Regions from separate parts of the Homo sapiens genome. Here region 2 is linked to region 1. A link is a loop called in an ENCODE intact Hi-C map of the cell type or tissue named here. Cell type or tissue: HepG2. All regions are shown on one strand. Each heading gives the region's core, and the rest is flanking DNA. Links, peaks and the distances in the headings are about the cores only.

Evidence for each region. Peaks named below come from ENCODE experiments on the same cell type or tissue, not always from the same donor. Only the 100,000 strongest peaks of a DNase experiment are listed, where the experiment ranks them.
Region 2: it touches region 1 in a loop (5-fold over the local background); 2 of 110 quality-filtered maps call a loop at or near these places.

The regions. Positions count from the first base shown.
Region 1 is chr6:117,445,093-117,455,933 of GRCh38, reverse strand. No RefSeq gene overlaps it. Among named protein-coding and RNA genes, the nearest start is that of ROS1, 25 kb to the right of the region's middle. In HepG2, for the core only: a CTCF peak has its summit at 5,897 (motif pointing left); a DNase peak (open chromatin) is centred at 5,893; H3K27me3 peaks cover 1,557 bases.
Region 2 is chr6:118,576,090-118,586,930 of GRCh38, reverse strand. The region is part of intron 2 of CEP85L (centrosomal protein 85L); the gene reads left to right. It overlaps LOC107986524 (a long non-coding RNA gene), which reads right to left. Exons shown (of 5, transcript XR_002956384.2): 4 at 10,456-10,680; 5 at 4,633-5,202. Among named protein-coding and RNA genes, the nearest start is that of PLN, 33 kb to the right of the region's middle. In HepG2, for the core only: a CTCF peak has its summit at 5,923 (motif pointing right); a DNase peak (open chromatin) is centred at 5,920.

The DNA of each region.
Region 1 (10,841 bases), core at 1,120-9,119:
ACCACTGTTATATTTTGTGTATATCCCTCCAGAACTTCCAAAACTGAGCTTTGATTTTTGGCACAGGAATGTTGCTATTCAAATACAATTATTATACTGTGACTACATTGACCATCGTACAGATAAAGTTTTTAAATGCAGATAAAATGTGGTTTTATATATGTAAAGTTATAATAGGGACTTTGAGGAATCATTTTACAGTGTTAAACCTGACTCATTTTAAATTCAATTCTTTTGTACCAGAAGAGCTGGTTAGGCCTGTGTTTCCTGGTTCCCACAGTCTTCCAGGCTCAATCCATCTTTACCCAAAATTTTTATACACCCAGTGAAAACTTGCTTTTGCAATATCTATATATTTAACTTTTAATAATTGTAGGATAAATTGCTTTTCTACTTTTCTTCTTTGTAGAAAAAAAGTCAACTAGCATGGGCAATAGTAGCTTGAACTCTGCCTCTGACAGATTGAGTACTTTGGAGATGGTTATTGTCAAGTTTTTTTGGTCTTAAATAAATAAAAAGCTTAACAATTTGTCATTTGATGCTTTTAAGTACATCAAATGGGGTTGGATGAACGTAAGTAGAGGAGTAATTTTCAGTTTTATATTTTCAATTATCAATGCTTGATTAAAGTGAGCAAATACTAAATAAATGCATAAAAGTGCTTACTAAATAAATGGAAACAAAAAGTGGCTCTAATAAAAATGTTGCAATATTTTCTCATCAATAATTGAAAAGACAAATGATTCCAAGTTCATTCATTCATTTGATGTTTAATTTGTGCATCCAACTGTCCATCCATCCGTCCATCCGTCCATCCATCCATCCATCCATCTTTCTACCCACGCCTTCTTTTAAAAAATACTTTTTAAACACCTTCTCTGGTATGGCATGTAAGAGGATTTTAAAACAAAACAAAACATTACATAAAACACCAATGGCATCTCCAAGAAGGTAAACATCAACAGCCTAGTTATAATTCTTGGAGTGGATATTTTGGGGTAATATTTCTCAAGAAAAAAGTCATAAAGTTGATTTATACAAGCCAAAGTAAATTATCTTGGAAATTAAAATTAGAGATAGAAATTTGTATTTCATGGCCTTACCCTGGAGGATCTCAATTTAATAGATTTGCATACATAGTTATTAACTGTGAGTTCTTGATCAAATTATTTTTTTCAGTGTTGGATTCCTCATCTATCAGAGAGAGATAATGAAACCTACTTCTCAAACTCATCAGGAATATTAAAATATTATACTTGAAAGCCTTTGTAATTCTACAGTGTAGTACAGTTCTGAGGTCACTTTTACAGGTATTTCTTTCTTCCTTTTATTTTTCGAAACAAGGTATCACTCTGTTGCCCATTCGGGCATGCAGTGGTGTAATCATAGCTCACTGCAGCCCCCACCTCCTGGGCTCGGGTGATCTGGGACTACTGGCATGCACCACCACACCCAGCTAATTTTTTGTATATTTTGTAGAGACAGGGTTTCTTCATGTTGCCCAGGCTGGTCTTGAACTCCTGGGATCAAGCAATCCACCTGCCTTGGCCTCCCAAAGTGTTGGGATTACAGGTATGAGCCATCACACCCAGGCAAATTTTTGATGTTTTGTAGAGACAAGGTCTCATTATGTTGCCCAGGCTGGTCTCAAATTTCTGGATGCAAGTGAACCTCCCACCTCGGCCTCCCAAAGTGCTGGGATTACAGGTGTAAGCCACCATGCCCAGCCTACAGGTATTTCAGTGAGGTAAAAACACATTTTCAGAAGTACACAAGGCTTTTCCTTATTTTGTGCAACCATTGTGTTTGCACGATGGTTAATGATATTTTGTTCTAATGTAAAATCAGTCAATGTTGGTAAGCCAAGATAAATCCATATCTAAATATTTGGTCTAGTTGATTCTAGCATAGGAAGGAGTGCTGGAATTGAGGAAGGGTGGACAGAAGAGAAGGAAACTGCTGCAATGTGGGGTGAGAAAACAGGAGTGGGAAGTGAGAGATGGTGTGGAGTGGTAGCTGTACAGAGCTGGCCTTACCATAGATTGTTTTATGCTGGCGATCATTCTGGGGCTGATTCTCTCAATCAACCTGAGGACCCATGGAAATTTTGAAAGTACACATTAAAATTCTAGAATGTTAATTCTAGAAGAGAATGCACCATTATACATTCCAACCCTTTCATTTTTGGATGAGGAAATGATAGCAGAGATGTTAAGTGACTTGCCCAAAGTCACATAGTGAGTGGCAGGAATATATGATAATTTGACAGTTGTTTTGACATGGGACCATTTTAGAGTCCTAAAAAATGAGTTATTGAACTTTTATCTGTTCTTAGTTTTAACTAATGCGTGCAACAGACTTGAGTGTCATCCTCTATATAACTAAATCACCTTAGTGTTAGGCTCAAGGAGGGGGCTGGGGTGGGTGAGGCACAGACACTTGCTGCCAGAGCATGTGTAACCAGCAGTCCTTTGTTCACCATACCTGCTTCAATCATTGTTAGGAAACCTAACAATGTCTATTACAGGTAAGACAGGTGATGGTGGGAGGGATATTTGGACCACAATGTGCTGATTCCCATCTTCACTTCAAACTGCTCAGAAAGCCGTGATTCAATTTCATAATTTCTCTCATTGCTGGGTGTGGTGGCTCATGCCTATAATTCCAGCATTTTGGGAGGCCGGGGTGGGAGGATTGCTTGAGCTCGGGAGTTCAAGGGCAGCCTGGGCAACATAGTGAGACCCTGTCTCTACAACAAATAAAAAAAGTAGCCGGGTGTGGTGGCATACACCTGTAGTCTCAGCTACCTGGGAGGCTGAGGCTGGAGGATTGCTTGAGCCCATGAGGTCAAGGCTGAAGTGAGCCATGATTATACCATCCCACTCCAGTCTGGGTGACAGATTGAGACTCTGTCTCAGATAATAATAATTATTATTATAATTATAAATTATCTCAGTACTTTGTATCACACACTACACTTAAAACTATCAAATACCTCTATAATGTTAGTTTTGGACAACATTTTTGCAAAACTTTAAAACTGTATCTTCCGCCGGGCACAGGTGGTTCATGCCTGCAATCTCAGCACTTTGGGAGGTCAAGGCAGGAGGATTGCTTAAGCTCAGAAGTTCAAGACCAGCCTGGGCAACATGGCAAAACCCTGTCTCTACAGAAAAAAAAAAAAAAGCACCAAAAATCAGCCAGGTGTGGTAGCACGCACCTGTAGTCCCAGCTACTCAGGAGGCTGAGACAGAAGGATCACTTGAGCCTGGGAGGTGGAGGTTGCAGTGAGCTGAGATGGCATCACTTCTCTCCAGCCTGGGTGACAGAGTGAGACTGTCTCAAAAAAAAAAAAAAGTATCTTCATTGCCTTAAAAATTACAAAGGTAATAGATATATGGAAATTCCAAACAACATAAAAATGAGTAAAGCAGAAAAAGCCTTGAAATGAGGCAAGTTTAGGAAAGGATAAGAGTCAGAGATATCTATAATAAAAAACCACTGATGACACTTTGATGGAGGTCAAGTGTTCTGTCTCAGTAGTCCTAGGGCAGGGGCCACAGCTGTCCAGCTTTCTAACTTGCATTAGGACTCATGTCACTGCCTTACTGCTTCTTGGGTTAGCTATATAGGTATTTCCCATACAAGCCTCTGTCCTCCCTTGTGTAAAGAGCCCCAGGACAGCAGGATGGTTCAGTGGAAAAAGGTCAAGGTAAGTATCAGGCCCAGGTTCAAACCTTGCTCTGCACTGAGTAGGTCACTGAGCTTTCCAGTTTGTTTCTTCATTTGCACCTGTGGATAAAAACCACAAGGATTAGACAGCTAGCTTTGGTAGTAAGGAGTTCAGTAAGTGGAAGCTATTATGATTACCACCCTCAGGTAGTTCTAGTTTGAACTTCAGGACCTCAAAAATAGTAACTCAGATTTTCAGACGTCAGCATAGGCAGCTCCAGGGGAAGTTCCTATGGACAAACCTTAATGAGCTCAGAAAGCTGGTTTTGCATGCCGGAGCAACCAACAACAGACAAGTTGCCTTCATGGGCCTTTGAAATCTGTTACAAAGTTGAGCAACCATCCCAAAAAGAAACATTGAAGATTTAGTTTTCAAAAGCATCGTTCATCTCAGAAGAGTGCTTGTATCGCCTATTCTACCAAACAGGATGTTGTTATGTAAACTTCAGGATCTATTGAGAAACTCTCCAAGTGGGAAGTCCCTGGCCTCGTGGGAAAAGAGAGTAATTGTATTAACTAATTAGCAAAGGATCACTTCACACATATCAGGCAATACTATTTAGAGAAAGGATTATTTAACTCAGACTAATACGGGAGTTTTCACACTCCTAGGTATATATTTTATGCCTCAAAGATCCTCTGCAGCAAAAGTATTGCAGTCCTGGAGGGCACTTGTTAATATTAAAAACAAATGAAAACAACTCAGATCAATCTAATTGTTATTATCCAGTAGTTTTGTTTAGAAGAGTCACAGAAGTAGGCATTTAGATTGTCAAAACAAAAGTTCATAGAACAGGGTAGATAATTTAAACATGTGCTATCTTAGTCTCTCCTAGATTAGATTTTCATTGCCTACATGTTTGCCTACATGTTTGCATATCAGCAATGCCATCATAAATGTCTGAATCAACGTGGCTGAAAGAAACACCACTAAGATTGAACTGAAGACTCCTAGAAGAAAACAGATAACAGCAGAAATAGCCCTGAGAGATCAAATTGCTTTTTATTCCATGGACATCATGATTTGACACAGAAAGGTTAGAAAATACAAATATATATCACTGAGTTCAAATTTAGTTTGTGTTTATCTTTCTTTTGCTAAATTATCTTTGCTCAGCTGTTGAGCCTATAGTGCCTCATTATTAACAGAAGGTGAAAGCTGGCCTGGGGTGCCAGTTACAAACCATAACAGAGAAGCTGTTTTTCTCAGATATTTCAGTGTTGTTTTTTAATCATGTAAGTGGCTGGTGCATACATTTTCCCTTACCTTTAATCACATGAACAAACTAAAATAACTTCTAAATTCCAAGTCTGTTGCTGTTTGCTAGAAAAGGTATACATTTCCCCAGGAGGGAAAAAGGAGTCTAGAAGAAAGGAAAAAAGAATCTAGAAGAAAAAAATATGCAAAATAAATGTCAGGCTTGCAAACACTGGGTTTATGCTAATGGAGCCAATGCACATTAAAGGTCATTGTTTTCGTGTCCATTTCCCTGAGGGTAGATATCTGCTAAGGATGCTGTCAGAGTGGGTCCAGCATTTGATGAGAGGTTGTGCTACGATCATACTTCCTCACTTTAAGGACTTTCACACACTCATGTGTTGGGATTGACCGGAAACCATATACAAGTAATTTATTTCTAAAAATCAAGGATTGAAGCCAGGGAGTAGTTAATTTAAAAATAAAGATTTGAGATTACCCTTATAATGCCCCTTAAAGTCACTCATGTGAATTTCAATATTCTTTCTTAAGTGAAGGGAAAGAGGTGAAGTTGCATTCTATTAAATGTCACAGGCATATATAGCACTAGAAAACATGACCTGTGTTTTTTTTTTTGTTTTTTTTTGGTGAGAAAATGTCTGAAAATACTGAGTTGTGTGATTTCTAAGGTTTCTATGATTCTATAATTCTGTCAAAAGCATTTTTAAAAACAAGCTCCGAAAAAGGCATCCAATTTGTATTTCTTGTCTTTACCCTGTGGTTCAGATATATCAATAGTTAGCCATAAGTGGCTGTTTATCAATATAAAATAAAGCAACTGGTTTCACAAGTAGTTGGTTGGTCTTACCCATTTTCCCATAAAATCGCATAGTTCAAATAAAAGATGAAGTTTGGTTAATTTAGCTTTTACTTCAATTCCGAGTTTGTAGAGTGTTACACCGCCACCCTGTGGACATAAGTTTTTCAGCTTCTAGCAAGGCTTTTTTTCATTTTTTTTTTCTTTCTTTGAGACAGGGTCTTGCTTCCGTCACCCAGGCTGGAGTGAAGTGGTGCCATCTCTGCTTAGTGCAAACTCTGCCTTCTGGGCTCAAGTGATCCTGTCATCTCAGCCTCCCAAGAAGCTGGGGCTACAGGCCCGTGCCACAACCCCAGCTAATTTTTGTATTTTTTGTAGAGATGGGGGTTTTGCCGTGTTGGCTGGACTGGTCTGAAATTCTTGGGCTCAAGCGATCCACCCACCCCAGCCTCCCAAATGTTGGAATTACAGGTGTGAGGCACTGTGCCCGGTCCCAACAAGGCCTTTGAATATGTAACTAGTATTCCACTTAAAAAATATGCAAGGCAAATAGCCTCATCGATTGTAACTCTAAAATGAGTATATATGAAAATGTTAGGCATTGTTCACTAAAAATTAAAAATAATTGTTTCCTGTTAAATGAAAGTATGGAAAATGATGGTTACTGCATAAGTCAGTTTCTTTAAATATAACCATACCTTTACCAGAAACCAAAAAACATCCCAGGAAATAGACTTTCTAGAATTGTCTTCTGAGCTAAATTCCAGTCTAGGATGATCAACTGTTCCATTTTTCCTGGGACAAAGTTTTCCCAGGACTTTAAGGCTAAAAATGGGAAAGTTGTTGGTAAACTGGGCAGAGTTTCTACATATGACACACATATGGCTCTTTTGCCCAGGGATTTTAGCCTTTTTTGCTTCTAGCAATTTGTTACAGACTTATGGGAGCTCACAGTAACCCTTAGGGTAAAAGGAAAGTCTGATGAATTAAAAGTGAATGGATCTAATGTTATTAGCAATATTATTTATTATAGTCAAAAAGTGAGAACAATCCAAATGTTTGTCAACTGCTAAGTGGGTGAAGAAAATGTGGCATATTCATATAATAGAGTATTATTCAGAAATAAAATGGAATGAAGTACTGACACACGCTACAACCTGGATAAACCCTGAAGACATTGTGCTAAGTAAAGAAGCCAGACACAAAAGACCACATATTGTATGATTCATTTATATGAAATGTCCAGAGTTGGCAGTAAAGACAAAGTAGATTAGTGGTTACCAGGGACTGTCGGGAGGGGGAATGAGGAGCGGCTGTTAATGGGTCGGGGTTTCTTTTTTTTTGGGTGATGAAAATGCTCTGGAATTCGATAGCAGTGCTGGTTGCACAACTGTAAATATACTAAAAGCCTCTGAATAGCACGCTTTAAATAGGTGAACTGTATGGTATATGAATTATATCACAATAAAGCTGTTTAAAAATAAAGTAAATAGATCCTTGGTGTCATGTTTTCATTGCAGCAGACTGTCAGCAAAAGGGATGATGAGTAGAAAGGCAGTATATGAAAAACTAGTTTATTCCTCAACATTTCCATGATTAATTACTTTCAGGTCTATAGACTATAGAATCAATTAACTTGGAAATGATTTAAGAGAGTAAGGAAGCCATGAATTTCAGATGCAATGTTTGGCTATATAGAGATTTGGAGATGTAGTGTCAGACACATCTGGGTTTTACCTCTGGCTCAATCAATCAAGCGTCAGTTTCCTCGTCTGTAAAACAGATTTCATAATTGTGCTCACTGAATTGAGCATTAAGGATTAAAGGAGTGGGGATCTTGAGCGATCTGGTTGGCCTTCCAAGGCAGGATTACTGTGACTGTTGTGCGTGCACACTCTCCTTTTCCTATTATTGCTGTTGTTTCCTGTTTTTGCCAGGTACAGACCAAGTGCTGAGTCTGGGTGAAGGAGAGAAAGCTTCTCCTCTCAGGCGATGCTGGCTCTTTGTCCCTTGGAGAGTGGCTCTGGTCTGGCTATGTTGATAAATTCCACAGAGCTGCTATTCATCAGAAATTCAAATCAGCAGATTGTTACTGGGAGAGCTTTCTACCCTAATCTCCCTGGAAAGGCAGGGTTTCAGGCGTCCTGGATCGCAAGCAGCTCCTGAGGTGGGATGAGGGACAGGATGTGATGTTTTCAAGAACCTTCTTTCTGAAGGACTTGCTCCTTTCTTCTTAGACCACTTGTTCTTCCTTCATCTTTGTTTTCTTCCAGTTAGCCGTTAGGCATCATTTTATTTCATGATGCACAGCACCTCTCTTGTCCTATATTTAAAGCAGGCATTCTCTAGTGCTCCAAAGCATGGGCATTTAGCAAAGGCTTTAAGTTTGAGCAGCAAGCCATTTCAGTTGCTTTCTTTTAGATCATTCCTATTTTTCTCTGTATCATCAAATCATCTCTTCTTATTTAAATTTTTTATTTTTATTTTTTTGATACATGGTCTCCCTCTGTCACCCAGACTGGAGTCCAGTGGTGCGATCATGGCTCACTGCAGTCTCAACCTCTTGGACTCAAACGTTCCTCCCACCTAAGCTTCCCAAGTAGCTAGGACTACAAGCATGCACCCACCATGACAGACTAGTTTTTTAAATATTCTGTTCAGATGAGGTTTTGCCATGTTGGCCAGGCTGGCTTTGAACTACTGGGCTCAAGTGATCCTGCTGCCTTAGCCTTCCAAAGTGCTGAGATTACAGGCGTGAGCCACCATGCCTGGAAAATCATCTCTTCTTTACCTTCCTTGGGCTTCATAAGCCAGGATGCCAGTGCCTCTAAGGTGCTGGTTATCACAGTACTGGCACATAGGATGTGCCTGTTGAATGCTTGCTTGAGGTGGGCAAACTGTTTAATTTATAATAATCAGCCTTTGGGGTGAAGACAGAATTCTGTGCAGTATTTTTCAAGTCCCACATCACTGCCTTTTTCTGTTCTTCTGGATGTTTTCCTCCCTCAGTATTCCCCTCATCCAGAGTCTCTGAGGGGGTGACTTTGTGGGAGGAATAAAATGGAATGTTTTTAAAGTGACTTAGCATGGCTTAACTATGATACCTCAAAATTGGCATCACCGTACCACTCATTTTTTGTTGCACTTGAACCAAAAGAGTTATACGAAGTTACAAATGTTAGGGGAGTTTGGGCCAAGCATTTCTGGAGAGGAGTTTCTGTGTGGGAGAACAGTCATAGTCTTAAATGGCTGAATCAATTTCAGGAGGAGAGAAGCAAGAAGGGCTTCTGGCCACTACTGTCTAGCCTAACGCTCAGGGAGGGAAGGGGGTGGCAGTGCAAAATTTGGAAATATTCCTTGTTCCTCCTTCCACAGGTCAGAAGGAAGTCATGCAGAACTCACCTGCAAGGGATCCAGAGAGCTCGACAGGCGGCTGAATTTAATTTCACAGAAGAATGAAGAAAACTCAGGAGAATAGAAAATTAACCTAAGATCAAAGGAGGTGAGGGAAATTGCCAAACTTGTATTTCTAGTAGGGACCATTTTTGGAATTTGTTGTTGTGTTTAACTTTGAGAAATATCTATGAAACCCAATGAAATACATTTAAAAAGTTAGCAGAACTTAAGGAGTTTCTTTTAAAAGTAAAAATTTACATTAGTAGCTGATTATACACACACACACACACACACACACACCACCTAAAACCACAATGTATGGTTTATTAATGTATTTATTTGATAAATATGTATTGAATGGTTATTGAATTGGATCATATAAAATTAACTTTTTTTTTTTTTTTTGAGACAGGGTCTCTCACTCTGCCACCCAGGCTGGAGTACAGTGGGATGATCACAGCTCACTGTAGCCTTGATTTCCTGGGCTCAAGTAATCCTCCTGTTTCAGCCTCCCAAGTAGCTATGACCACAGGCATGCACCACCATGCCTTGCTAATGTTTTCTGTTTTTTCTAGAGACAGGGTCTTGCTATGTTGCCCAAGCTGGTCTCGAATTCCTCAGCTTAAGTTATCCACCTGCCTCTGCCTCCAAAAGTGCTGGGATTACAGGCATGAGCCATTGCACACAGCCTAAAACTGACTTTTTTTAAGGTCAAGATGTTGGTCTATCGGCCATTTCACATGGTTGAACCTATCAGCCAAAATTGTTGTTCAAGGAATCAGCAGTGAAACCTTCTCTAATCTCAGGGGATTTACAATCTAGGGTGAAATAAATCCTTTAAATAAATAATCAAAAAGTTATATAAGACAATAAAATAATTATAAGTGTGGCAACTGTAGGCAAAAAGAGCATGCAAGGAGCCCTGAGACCATACAATGAAGAAACAACTTAGTCTTTGGGGTTGGAAAAGGTGCCCCTGGGGAAATGATGTGAGGGATGGGTGGGATGAATCTGCTGGGGAGGGGGGTGGGCTTTCCAGGCAGTGGAGATTTATGGGAAAGGCTCACGGGGGGAGGGAAGGACCAGAAGGAGTCTGGCTGGTTGGAGGGTGATGTAAGAGAAGAAGGTCAGAGAGGGAGAGGGTGACCAGGTGGGCTGAGGAAGTCCTTGTACACCACATCAACTTTAGGGATTTCAGAGATTGTTCTAAGGAAAATGGAAAGGCAGCAAAATTTTTTTTTTTTTTTTGAGGCAGAGTCTCTCTCTGTCGCCCAGGCTGGAGTGCAGTGGTGCCGTCTCGGCTCACTGCAAGCTCTGCCTCCCGGGTTCAGGCCGTTCTCCTGCCTCAACTCAGCCTCCCGAGTAGCTGGGACTACAGGCGCCCGCCACCACGCCCGGCTAATTTTTTGTATTTTTAGTAGAGACGGGGTTTCACCATGTTAGCCAGGATGGTCTCGATCTCCTGACCTCGTGATCTGCCTGCCTCAGCCTCCCAAAGTGCTGGGATTACATGCGTTAGCCACGAAAATGTTTTAAGAAGGGGAAGAACTGATCTTTACACAGTGTGTTGGTATAGAATTAGATCTGGTAGACTGCCATGTTGAAATTTCCAAGTGTTGCAGTAAGATCTGAAGAGAATGAAGTGTCCAGAGTTTGAGTTGGTGTCCAGCAACTCAAGTCTTGGAAGAGGAAAACAAT
Region 2 (10,841 bases), core at 1,898-9,897, 1.1 Mb before region 1:
GCAAAATGCAGTAGTAATTGAGATTCTCTCTCTGACATTCCACCCTGAGGGTGCTACAGTATATAGTTCTACTGCAAATAGCAGAGTGAGTATAGCAATTCCTGCAAGGTTGGAGTAGTAAATAATTTCCACCAAAAAGAAGTTCTGATATTTGGCTCAAAAGGAGAGGTAGAAATGACAAAAAGTATTTGTTGAGGTAGGGGTGAGACTGAATAAGATGATTAGTTCTCATATAGTTACTTATCTTTTATGATTTTCAGCTTAAGATCTTCCATTTCTTCACATTGCTATTCAGGACGTTCCTCTGGGCTGTTGGGGGTTGCTCCCTCAGCTCTCCAGGCTTTGACTTGAGTGTGATGTTTCCAGGAGTCGGTCGATTCCTGTACCTTTTATTGTTGGGGGAGTTGGAAGAAGAACAGTGTGAGGCCCTTCCTAGGTTGGGCTTAGGAAGGGAGAGAGAGAGGAGGATCCTTTACCAGTACCAAATCTCCTGGGTTAAATAGAGGTGGTCCAATTTCCTGGGATTGGGTTTTCGCTAATTGTGCTAATTCCTGTTGGAAGTGAGCCAGAGAGGTTACATGCTTAACTAGCTCAGAGGTTTCCCGATCTAATAGAAAAATCATTGGTAAGGAAAGTGTGTCCATACAGCATTTCAAAAAAGCTAAGACCTAATTTTCAAGGGGTATCTCTTATTCGTAGTAAGGCCGTGGGAGGAAGAGTGACCCAAGGAAGGTGAGTTTCTTGGGACAATTTTCTGGTGTGTCTCTTGGTAATATCATTAGTTTTCTCTACCTTTCCTGAGGATTAGGGTCTCTAAGCCCAATGGAGATGATATTCTATGCCTAGTGCTTTTGAGATCCCTTGTGTGACAGCTGCCTTAAATGAGGGCCCATTGTCACTTTGAAGGTACTTGGATAGATGAAAGCAGGGAGTTATTTCATTAACTAATACTTTTATTACCTCAGAGGCTTTTTCTGTACAACATGGAAATGCTTCTACCCAGTTAGTGAAGGTATCTACCCATACAGCAGGTATTGAATGCCCTTTGTCTTTGGCATGTGGGTGAAGTTTACCTGCCACTCCTCCCTTGGGTATCTTTTTGTTCTTTGGGTTTGAGGAGGAAGGAGTCGCCTGTTCAGGGGATTATTTTTAAGACAGACTTCACAAGCATGAACAACTTGCTTGATTGTTTTTAGTAAGTTCTTTCCTGAAAACAATCTCTGGGCACATTGATAAGTTTTATCCTCTCCCAAGTGAAAAGCTTGGTGAAGCACTTTAAGGACTTTCCATTGGCTGGAGGCCGTCAAGGGGAGTTTGCCATCTTGTGACTGTAGCCATCCTGAGGGCTGAAATGTATACCCTCGAGAAGTGGCCCATCCTATTTCTGTGGGGGAGTACTGAGGTTTAATTTCTCTCATGGAGCCTTCCCAGATTAGAGGGGTTTGAAGTGTGTTGTCTTGAGCCTTCCTTGCTGCTGACTTAGCTGCCTGATCAGCTAATCTGTTTCCTTTGGCTACCTCATCTGTTCCCTTTTGATGTCTCCTACAATGCATCACTGCTATTTCTCATGGAAGAAAAACTGAGGATAATAACCTGTTAATTTCCTGGAGGTATTTATAGGAGATCCATCGGTGGTAAGAAAATGCCTTTCGTTCCAAATGGCAGCATGAGCATGGAGAACCAGGAAAGCATATTTGGAGTCTGTGTAAATGTTAGCTACCTTTCCTTTGCTTAATTCAATTGCTTCTGTAAGAGCGATTAGCTCAGCTAATTGAGCGCTTGTGCCTGGAGGGAGTGACACACTTTCAGTGATGTCATGTAGAGTGACTACTGTGTATCCTGCCTTACAGATTCCTTGTTCTACAAAAGAGCTCCCATCTGTCAAGAGGGTCCAGTCTGGGTTCTCTAGGGGAGTTTCCTTGAGATCTTCCCTGGCTGCATAGGTCTGTACTATGATTTGTTCATAGTCATGCTCAGATTCCCCAGTTTCCTCCTGGTGGAAGGCGGCTGGATTTAGGTGAGAACAATTCTTTAATTGGATGTTGGAACCCTTTAACAGCAGGGCCTGATATTTAAGAAGTCAGCTATCTGTTAGCCAAAGGCTCCCCCAAAAGTGCAGTAGTCCTGCCACGTTAGGTGGGGCATAAATAGTTAAATCATTTTCCAGAGTTAATTTGGAGGCTTCTGGGACCAACAGAGCCACTGAGGCAATGGCGGGGAGGCATGCTGGCCATCCTTTAGCCACCAACTCAAGTTCCTTACTTAGGCAACCCACTGGCTGTTGGCCTGGTCTTTGGGCCTGTGTTAATACTCCCAGGGCCATTCCCTTCTTTTCTGATACATACAGATTGAAGTCCTTCCCTATAGGAAGGGTGAAAGTTGGTGCCTTAAGCAAGGCTTGCTTTAGCTGGTCAAAGGCCTTTTGAGCTTCAGATTCCCAGGTTAAAAGATGAGTTTTAGTTCCTTGAGTTTATTTTATGAGGTTATATCATGGACAGCCTATTTCACCATACCCAGGTATCCATAGTCTACAAAATCCTGTAATGCCCCAAAATCCTCTGAGTTGCTTGAGGGTTTTGGGGAGGGGAAAGGAAGAAATATTCTCAACTCCCTCCTTCCCTAATGCTCTGGTCCCCTCAGACAGCACTAAGCCTAGGTGTACTTCACTGAGGTTTTGCAGAGCTGGGCCTTGGGTTTTGAAACTTTATATTCTCTGTTAGCTAACATATTGAGAAGAGCTTCAGTGCCTTCCTGAAAAGCATCCTCAGTTGGGGCACATAGCAGAATATCATCAACATACTGCAAGACCTTAACTTAAGGTTGAGAGAACTCAGAGAGGTCTTGTGACAGTGCCTGTCCAAACAGATGAGGACTATTTCAAAATCCCTGAGGCAGCACCGTCAGTGTTAACTGGGCGTCTGGCTGGAGGAATATTTGAAGGCAAACCGGTATTGACAGTCAGGATGTAACGGTGTACAGAAAAAGGCATCCTTTAAATCTAGGACTGTAAACCATTTAGTTCCCTCAGGTATTTGAGTTAACAGGGTATAGGGATTAGGGACCACTGGATGGATTGGAACTACAGCTTCATTAATGAGGCGAAGGTCCTGAACCAGGCTTCATTCCCCATTGGGTTTCTGTGCTCCTAATATTGGGGTGTTGCAGGGGCTATTACAGGGTTTGAGGAGGCCCTGCATCTTTAGGTTATTAATAATGGCTTCTAGCCCTTTCCTAGCCACTGGCCTTAGGGATAATATCTCTGGTTAGGAAAAGAAGTGGGATCCTTAAGATAGATCTGGACTGGCGTAGTGGTTATAGCTCAACCTATTCTTCCTTAAGTTGCCCACACTTCCACATTAATGTTAGCTTCCATCAGGGGGAGATAGAGTTTGTCCTGGGGCTGTAAAGATGCTGCAGGCCCCCATGCAAGCTAGAATATATCTACCTAATAAAGGAGTGGGACTTTCAGGCGTGATTAAAAAGGCATGTTTAAATAGTAAGTCTCCCCATCTGCAAAAGGGGTTGAGAAAAATATTGGGTTAGAGTTTTTCGTGATACACCCCTTATGGTTGTGCTCTGGGAAGAGGGGAGGCCTGAATTAGAGAGGAGGAGCAAGAGACTGGCTTCAGTATCCAGAAGGAGATCTACCTTCCTTCCTTCAATTTCCAGAATCACTCAGGGTTCCTGTGCTGTAATGGCAGTCTGAGTCGCTGGAGCCGGGGGTTTAAGCCTCGGGACCCGTCAGTCCTGCTGGACCATCTATGAGACTGGTTCTGAACCCAGCGACCTCTGCCTCTGGGGGCAGATCCATCTCCAGTGGTCTCCGCCACAGGCTGGACAGGGTCAAGGTGGCTTCGTCTTGCTGCCTGGGCATTCCCTCTTAAAATGCCCTGACTTGCCACATTGATAACAGCTAGCAGATGCACCTCAGGGATCCTGGACTTTACAAGCGTGCAATGCTGCTACTAGAGCCTCTGTTCTTCACTTATATTTCCTTTCCTTTTCTTGGGCCTCCTCCTGATCTGTATTGTAAATGACTGAAGTGGCTATTCTCAGGAGGTTCTCTAGGGTGCTATCTGGTCCTATAGCTTGTTTCTGTAGTTTCTTTCCAATATCGGGAGCTGACTGTGTAATAAACTTGTCCTTCAGGATTAGCTGTCCCTCGACTGAATCATGATAAAGAGGTGTGTTTTATTAGTGCCTCTCTTAGCCTTTCCATAAAGGCTGTGGGATTCTCATCTGGTCTATCATAGATAGTTTAGAGTAATCGAGAGGTTTGGCCCTGGTCTTCCATAGGCCCTCTAACATAGACCTTAAGAAGTGCTTCCTTTTCCATTCATTTCCTGCGTTATTGGGGTTCCAATCAGGGTTGTCCGCTGGAACTGCTTCCCTTCCTAGTGGGAATGGAGTTTCCACTTCTTCCTTACCTTCCTTGTCTCCTCTTTTTCTCCTTGGTCTGCTACAGGAGGCATGTTGCTTATATCCATATTTTTCTGCTGCCTGTGGAACTGCTGGCTTTTCAGCCCCAGTGAGGGTCTGACTTAGCAGCAACATAACATCCCTCTATGTGAGATCAAACACCTGAGTTAAATTTTGGAAAATTTCTATATACTTATCGGAGTCATCAGAAAATTGGGCCAAGTCTCTGTTTATTTGCTTAAGGTCCTGTAATGAGAAGGAAACTTGAACCCTCATGGCACCATTCCTATCAGCCATTTCCTGCAGAGGTAAGAATGAAGCGGGGAGAGTAGGATATACTGGAGATAGTGGAGCTGGAGGAGCTGATAGTATGATTGGAGGGGGACTGGAAGGATTGGGACATTCAATAGCTGTTTCAGATTGCTCCTCTGGAACCTGCTTTAGCTCTGGGGAACGATTCCCTGTGGCCGCTAAAAGAACTGGGTCAATTGTACAGAACTTGTAAAGGTCTGGGCTGTTTCACAGGGCAAAGAAAGTCTGTACATAGGGGATCTCAGTCCATTTGCCCTTCTGTTTGGAGAAAAGATCTAACTGTTGGATAATATTAAAATCAAGGCTCCCCGCAGCGGGCCAGGTTTATCTGTCCCCAAGATAGTAAGAAGGCTATGCTCTTGTGCAATAGAATATGAGTCACTTTTTTTTCAAAGTCTCAGGGTTGAAGGAGTCCCAGTGCTTTAAAATACATTCCAGAGGAGTGCATGCTGAAGACGATCTGTTGGCCATCTAGAAAGAGAAGTGAGAATAAAAGTGTCCTTTTAGTCTCCTTCCTTTTGGTGTATGACTCAGGGTGGAGAAGAAAACAGTAGGGGGCATTCCTCTAACTAGTCTCCCTCCCTGGTTCCTGGGTCCCGGCACCCAGTTAAATGTGCCGCCTGTGGCTGTAGGTGTGACCCTCCAAGCCATGGCACCAGAGAAACTAGACTTTTGAGGCCTAGTCACACTTACCCAAGTAGTCCCAGTCCTCTGCTTGTTATTTCCCTTTGACCTCCTAGACTTGTGTGACCTGTGTACCTCCCTAAAAAAAAATGGATCTCAGGGAAAACTGTGTAATTGGGGAAGGCCCCTTTAATGGAGGGGTTATGCTAGATTGAACTCTATATCCTGCTATTATGGCCCATGCTAAAGCATTTACCCTTAGAAAAATGGTTTCAGTTAACTTCCAGACTTAAAATCCCCTTACTAATTAAGTACTGTCTCTGTTGGAGACAGAATAGGTGACTTAAAGAAATGTAGGAACCAAATGGCTGTTTTCCTGCTGATGGGACAATATTGAGACTAAAATTTGGCTATGGAAGACATTTAATTTCTAACTGTTGAAAGCAGAATTTTCCCATTCCTGGAAGAGGCTTAGAGCCTGATTTCTAGCAGTGCAAAAGGAAGCTGCAGTGTTAGCATTAAAAAAAGTGCCTCATGTAGAGGATTTCTGTTTCCTCTAGGTGGCACTGTTGGCTTAGAAATACTGTGTGCTCCTCAGACAAGCGGTAGAGAGACCTGGAAATGCCGTGTGCTCTCCAGACCAAGGGGCTGAGAGAGAGAGGCTCACTGTCCCGGAGGAACCCTCTGTTCAGGAGATTGCAATGGCATTCTTGAGTTAAACTCCCGGTTACTAAATTCCCACACAGTTGACACATACACACAGAGTAAGAGACCACAGATAGAAAAGGAAGGAAAGTTTCATGACCGGATAGCTGAGGATTCTCTGCCAGCACCTGAAATGGGCTGTTGGAGGCTGGGTCTGGTCCAGAGGTCTTTGAGTCACACCAGGGTGTGCCCTGCCCAGAGATGCTCAGTTGCCTCAGAACTTTTCCCAGCCTTGCGCAACGGCGAGGTCTCCCCATGAAAGGAAGCTGATTCGAAATACGGCCAACATTCCCAATCACCTGTGGGTATTGGGGGGTTCTCCATGTTCTCACCAGCAAGCCTCACATCTGAGTCTTTAGAACAGCAGCCAACGATAAGTGTAGCTAACCAGCAGACAGATAGATGCCTTTTGATTGATTTGATTTGATTTTAAAATAGAGGCCAAGAGCACCTCAGAATGATAGAACAGATTTTAAGCTCGCTTGTATAATCACCACTTCAGTGAATGTTGTACCTCGGATTCCCGGCCAGTGCACCAAAATGATACGACTCTGATGACTGGAGGGGAATACCAGGGTCCTTTTCTCACGCCAGTTTAAATACGACGACATGGATATACGTGGAGTGGTTTTAAGGAGCGGAGAGAGTTTAATAAATCGGCAAGAAAGAAGGAAGGGGCTCCCCCATACAGAGACAGAGGGAGGGGGCTCCAAGCTGAGAGAGGGAACCCTGAGTGCAGCAGAAAACAGCCATTTATATTAGGAGGCTGGAGGAGCTGGTGTCTGATTTGCATAGAGTCCAGGGGATTGGGTTGACCAGGTATGTCATTCATGTAGCCCACAAAAATCTGGTCCTCCCACCCTAGCCTTTTAATATGCAAATGCAGGGCACCATGATGTTCTACACACGTGGGGATATGTGGGGGTGGCCATGATGCTAGGCACTTGTAGTGACAAGAAGAAGGTGGGAATTGCCATATTGAGTGGACCCAGTTTCTAATGGCTGGCATTTGCATATCAAAGCTTGCTGGCCCGCCCTTCAGGCCATTTTTCTGCTATGCAAGAAATGTATCTGGAGCTGCCTTAAAAGAAAAGAAACTTGCCAAGGACCCCTTGTCTTCTCTATCTGCCTAAAATAATTTCTTAATAACTCCTATAACATAGGGAGATTATTGACTCCATATCTCTCCAAACAGTGCAGGTAGATTAAGGACCAGATTATCATTTATTATCTGTCCTATCATAAAGTAATAGTTTTATTTCTAAGAAACTTTGTGTTTTCAAAACTTACATCCCATGATAGTTTGATTTGTAAAAATTTTTGTAGGAGAGAAGTAACACTTACAGCTCTCTACAGGTCAACTGCCTGATGAGACTTAATCTTAAGTTGAAACTAGTGTGAGATGTCCAGAAAATAGTAGAGTTGAATGAAATTTTAAAAGGCAGGCAAGAAAAAAATTCTAATTTTTTTTGGTAAATGTAAAAAGTCACTGTTTTTTTTTTTTTCTGACCAGCTTCCCGCCCGTCCCCACCCCTTGACCAAATTGGAAAATATTTTATTTTGAATTGTTGACCTCTTTGAACCATACATCAAATTGTCCTTTAAATTGGCAGTAATCTGGCTAGAGATCAGAATGCCTGTTTTTTTGTTTTTTGATTTTTAAAAACAGCTTTTCAGCCAGGCGTGGTGGCTCACACCTGTAATCCCAACACTATGGGAAGCCAAGGCAGGCAGATTGCTTGAGCCTAAGAGTTCAAGACCAGCCTTGGTATCATGGTGAAACAATGTCTCTACAATAAATACAAATATTAGCTGGGTGTTGTGGCACATGCCTGTAGTCCCAGCTACTTGGGGGGCTGAGATGGGAGTATTTCTAGAGCTTGGGAGGTTGGGGCTACAGTGAGCCAAGATCACACCATTGCACACCAGCCTGGGTGACAGAGTGAGACTTTGTCTCAAAAAAACTCAAACAAAAAACCAGTGTTAGAAACAAGTGCTCGGTGCCGCAAAGAAGAACTAGCACTCAGGCAAAAAGTTTTCTCAGCAAGGCAATTTACTTCTACAGAAGGGTGCTGCCTGCATCAGTCACGCTCGCGAGAGCACACCGAACAAAAGAGAGGATTTTTATTTATTTATTTTTTTTGAGATGGAGTCTTGCCCGGTCACCAGGCTGGAGTGCAGTGGCGCGGTCTCGGCTCATGGCAACGTCCGCCTCCTGGGTTCAAGTCATTCTCCTGCCTCAGCCTCCTGAGTAGCTGGGATTACAGGCGCCCACCACCACGCCCAGCTAATTTTTGTATTTTTAGTAGAGACAAGTTTCACCATGTTGGCTGGGATGGTCTCAATCTCCTGACCTCGTGATCCGCCCGCCTCAGCCTCCCAAAGTGCTGGGATTACAGGCGTGAGCCACCGCTCCCGGCCAAAGGGTTTTTATTCCTAACACAGTTCCTGTTTCTGTGTCCTTTCCCCATTGGCTAGGGTTGGACCAAACAATCTAAATTAACCCAATTGGCTAAGACTTAAACCTTTCTAAATATGGTGAACACGCAGTTTGCTAAGAGAGGAGGGGAGGGAGAGACTGTCTGTTGCTAAGGTGGGAAGAGTTGCCTACAGAATAAGTTTAAGGGGTGTTTGGACATGTCTGGGTGTGACAGAGATGTTTACGGAGTAAGAGGTTTGCTAGTTACAGATTAAGCTGAGGAACAAGTGCTCGTTACAGATCAAGCAGGAAGGGCTGTGTACAGAGCAAGAGACCAAGGGAACTTTGAAGAGGAACTTACTGTCCTTAACAGTTTCCCTCTCTTGATTTTATAGTTCTTCCCCTTCAAATTTCTTTAACATATTTTAGATTTGTTGTTCCTCTTGGTCATTTAGGAGTACGAACTTATGTGAGTAGGGCAGGGGAGAATCATGAGGGGTTTTGGTGAAGGCTTTTTCTATAAGCCTTTGCACTAATCCACGAATACAAGGTATGATGCAGCAACCTACAAGAATGAGTACACCTATAATAATTGCAAGGGGAGTAAAGGTTATGAGTCCCTTCCATTTTCTAAACCATTTTTCCGTGAGACTAGAGAAGAATTCTAGAATTCTATTTTAGAATTTTTGGCTAATTCATTTGCTAGGGTGTTAAGGCTCTGTAAGCATTGGGCCCCAATTATGACACAGACCCCACCTTTTTCAGCTAATATTTTGTTCAGGGCTATTCTGTTTTCCCAGGCCATCTGGCTGGTAGAACTTAATTGTTCAGCTGTTCCTTTAATGGCATTCCTAGTATAACTGACAAACTGCTGTTGATTATGGTAAATGTAATTTATCCAGTTTACATTTTTCTTTATAGTTACCCACGAGAACAATACAGATTCAAATCCTGCAGCGATTTGATTTTGGGCTTTAAATTCATTTGGCACCCCTTGTGGAACTCTGATGGCATCTATATAAATGTGAGGGTCAAAGGACCCGTGGGGGGTACTTCTTTTTTCACGATTGTCCTTTTTGCTTAGTTGATGAAATGCCAGAGTGAAAGGGATTGCCAATTGGATTAGAGCGCAAGTGCCGCTCCAGTTACTTGGCAGAGTATCCAATAGTGGTCCACTGCAATACCACCATACATCTGCTTGGGGATGAACAAGGGCAGACTGATTGGTTAGCTGTTGAAAAGGCTTAGATTCACTGCATCCCATTAGACTCCCAAGGAATGCCAAATTTTCCCCTTGCCGTGAGAGACACGAGGTGAAATTGATATTTGTAGTACGGGGTTGGATAGCCCTCAGGGGCCGACCTGCAGGGCTTTTCACTTCTAGGAATAGCAGCAAGAGGGTTTGACATGCCTTACTGCCCCAGGCTGTGGGATTTTGGAAGAGGGCTACCATACAGTTCATGCCCGGTTGATCAGAGGATCAATCAAGTGGAAAGGGGACAGTTTGGGTTTCTGGCCTACCTGTCGCACAAGCGTAACAATCGCTTTTGTTTAGCGTGCAGATGGAATATTTAATCTATTCCAGCCAGGCATTTGCATCTTGGTACCGTGTTTCAATGGCTATGGTTTGCTTTAGATCTTTAATTTTTACAATGGATAAGTACTGGATTGCAATGATTAGATTGACAGTCAGAAGGGGTGGCCCCTTTGGTGAAGTGTAGGTATGGTTTTAGGGCAGTGCCCTAAAACTGCCCACTGAGACCATAACCCCCAATTGCCTAACTCTTCCTCTGAGGATTCCCCCCATATGCAAGACACAGGAGTATTAACTCTTTCCACAGAGGGGCAGAAGTACTTTTCTGTACAAGCTAACTGTCTTTGACTTTGGAGATCTCCACAAGGTAAGACTAGACAAGCATAGTTACATTAACAGTAAGATATCCTTGAGTAGCTAAGGGGAGAAGAAAAAGACAAACCCGTTTGAATGTTAGTTTTGAGGCTGTTGGTCCTGGAGTGATGGTCCATGACTTTGCCAGAGGTGGGGCCTTCTTCACTTGTGTGGTGGGTTCACCCTTTTTCGGCTTTCCGGAGTGCTATTTCAGTTGTTAGGAGTACCAGGTAAGGTCCTTCCCAGGTGGGTTTGAGCTTTCCCTCTTTCCAACCTTTGACAAGGATGTAATCTCGCTAGGAGGCCTTGAGTCCTGAGGGAGGAAAGAGACAGACAGGCTAAGGTCTTTTTGAGGGGGGCAGTTTGGATTCTTGGTAAGGCAATAGGAAGGCATCTTGTCCATGGTAACCAGGTTTCCAGAATTAATTTGGTTAGGTGATTTTTTAGATTTTGGTTCATTTTTTTTTCTACTTT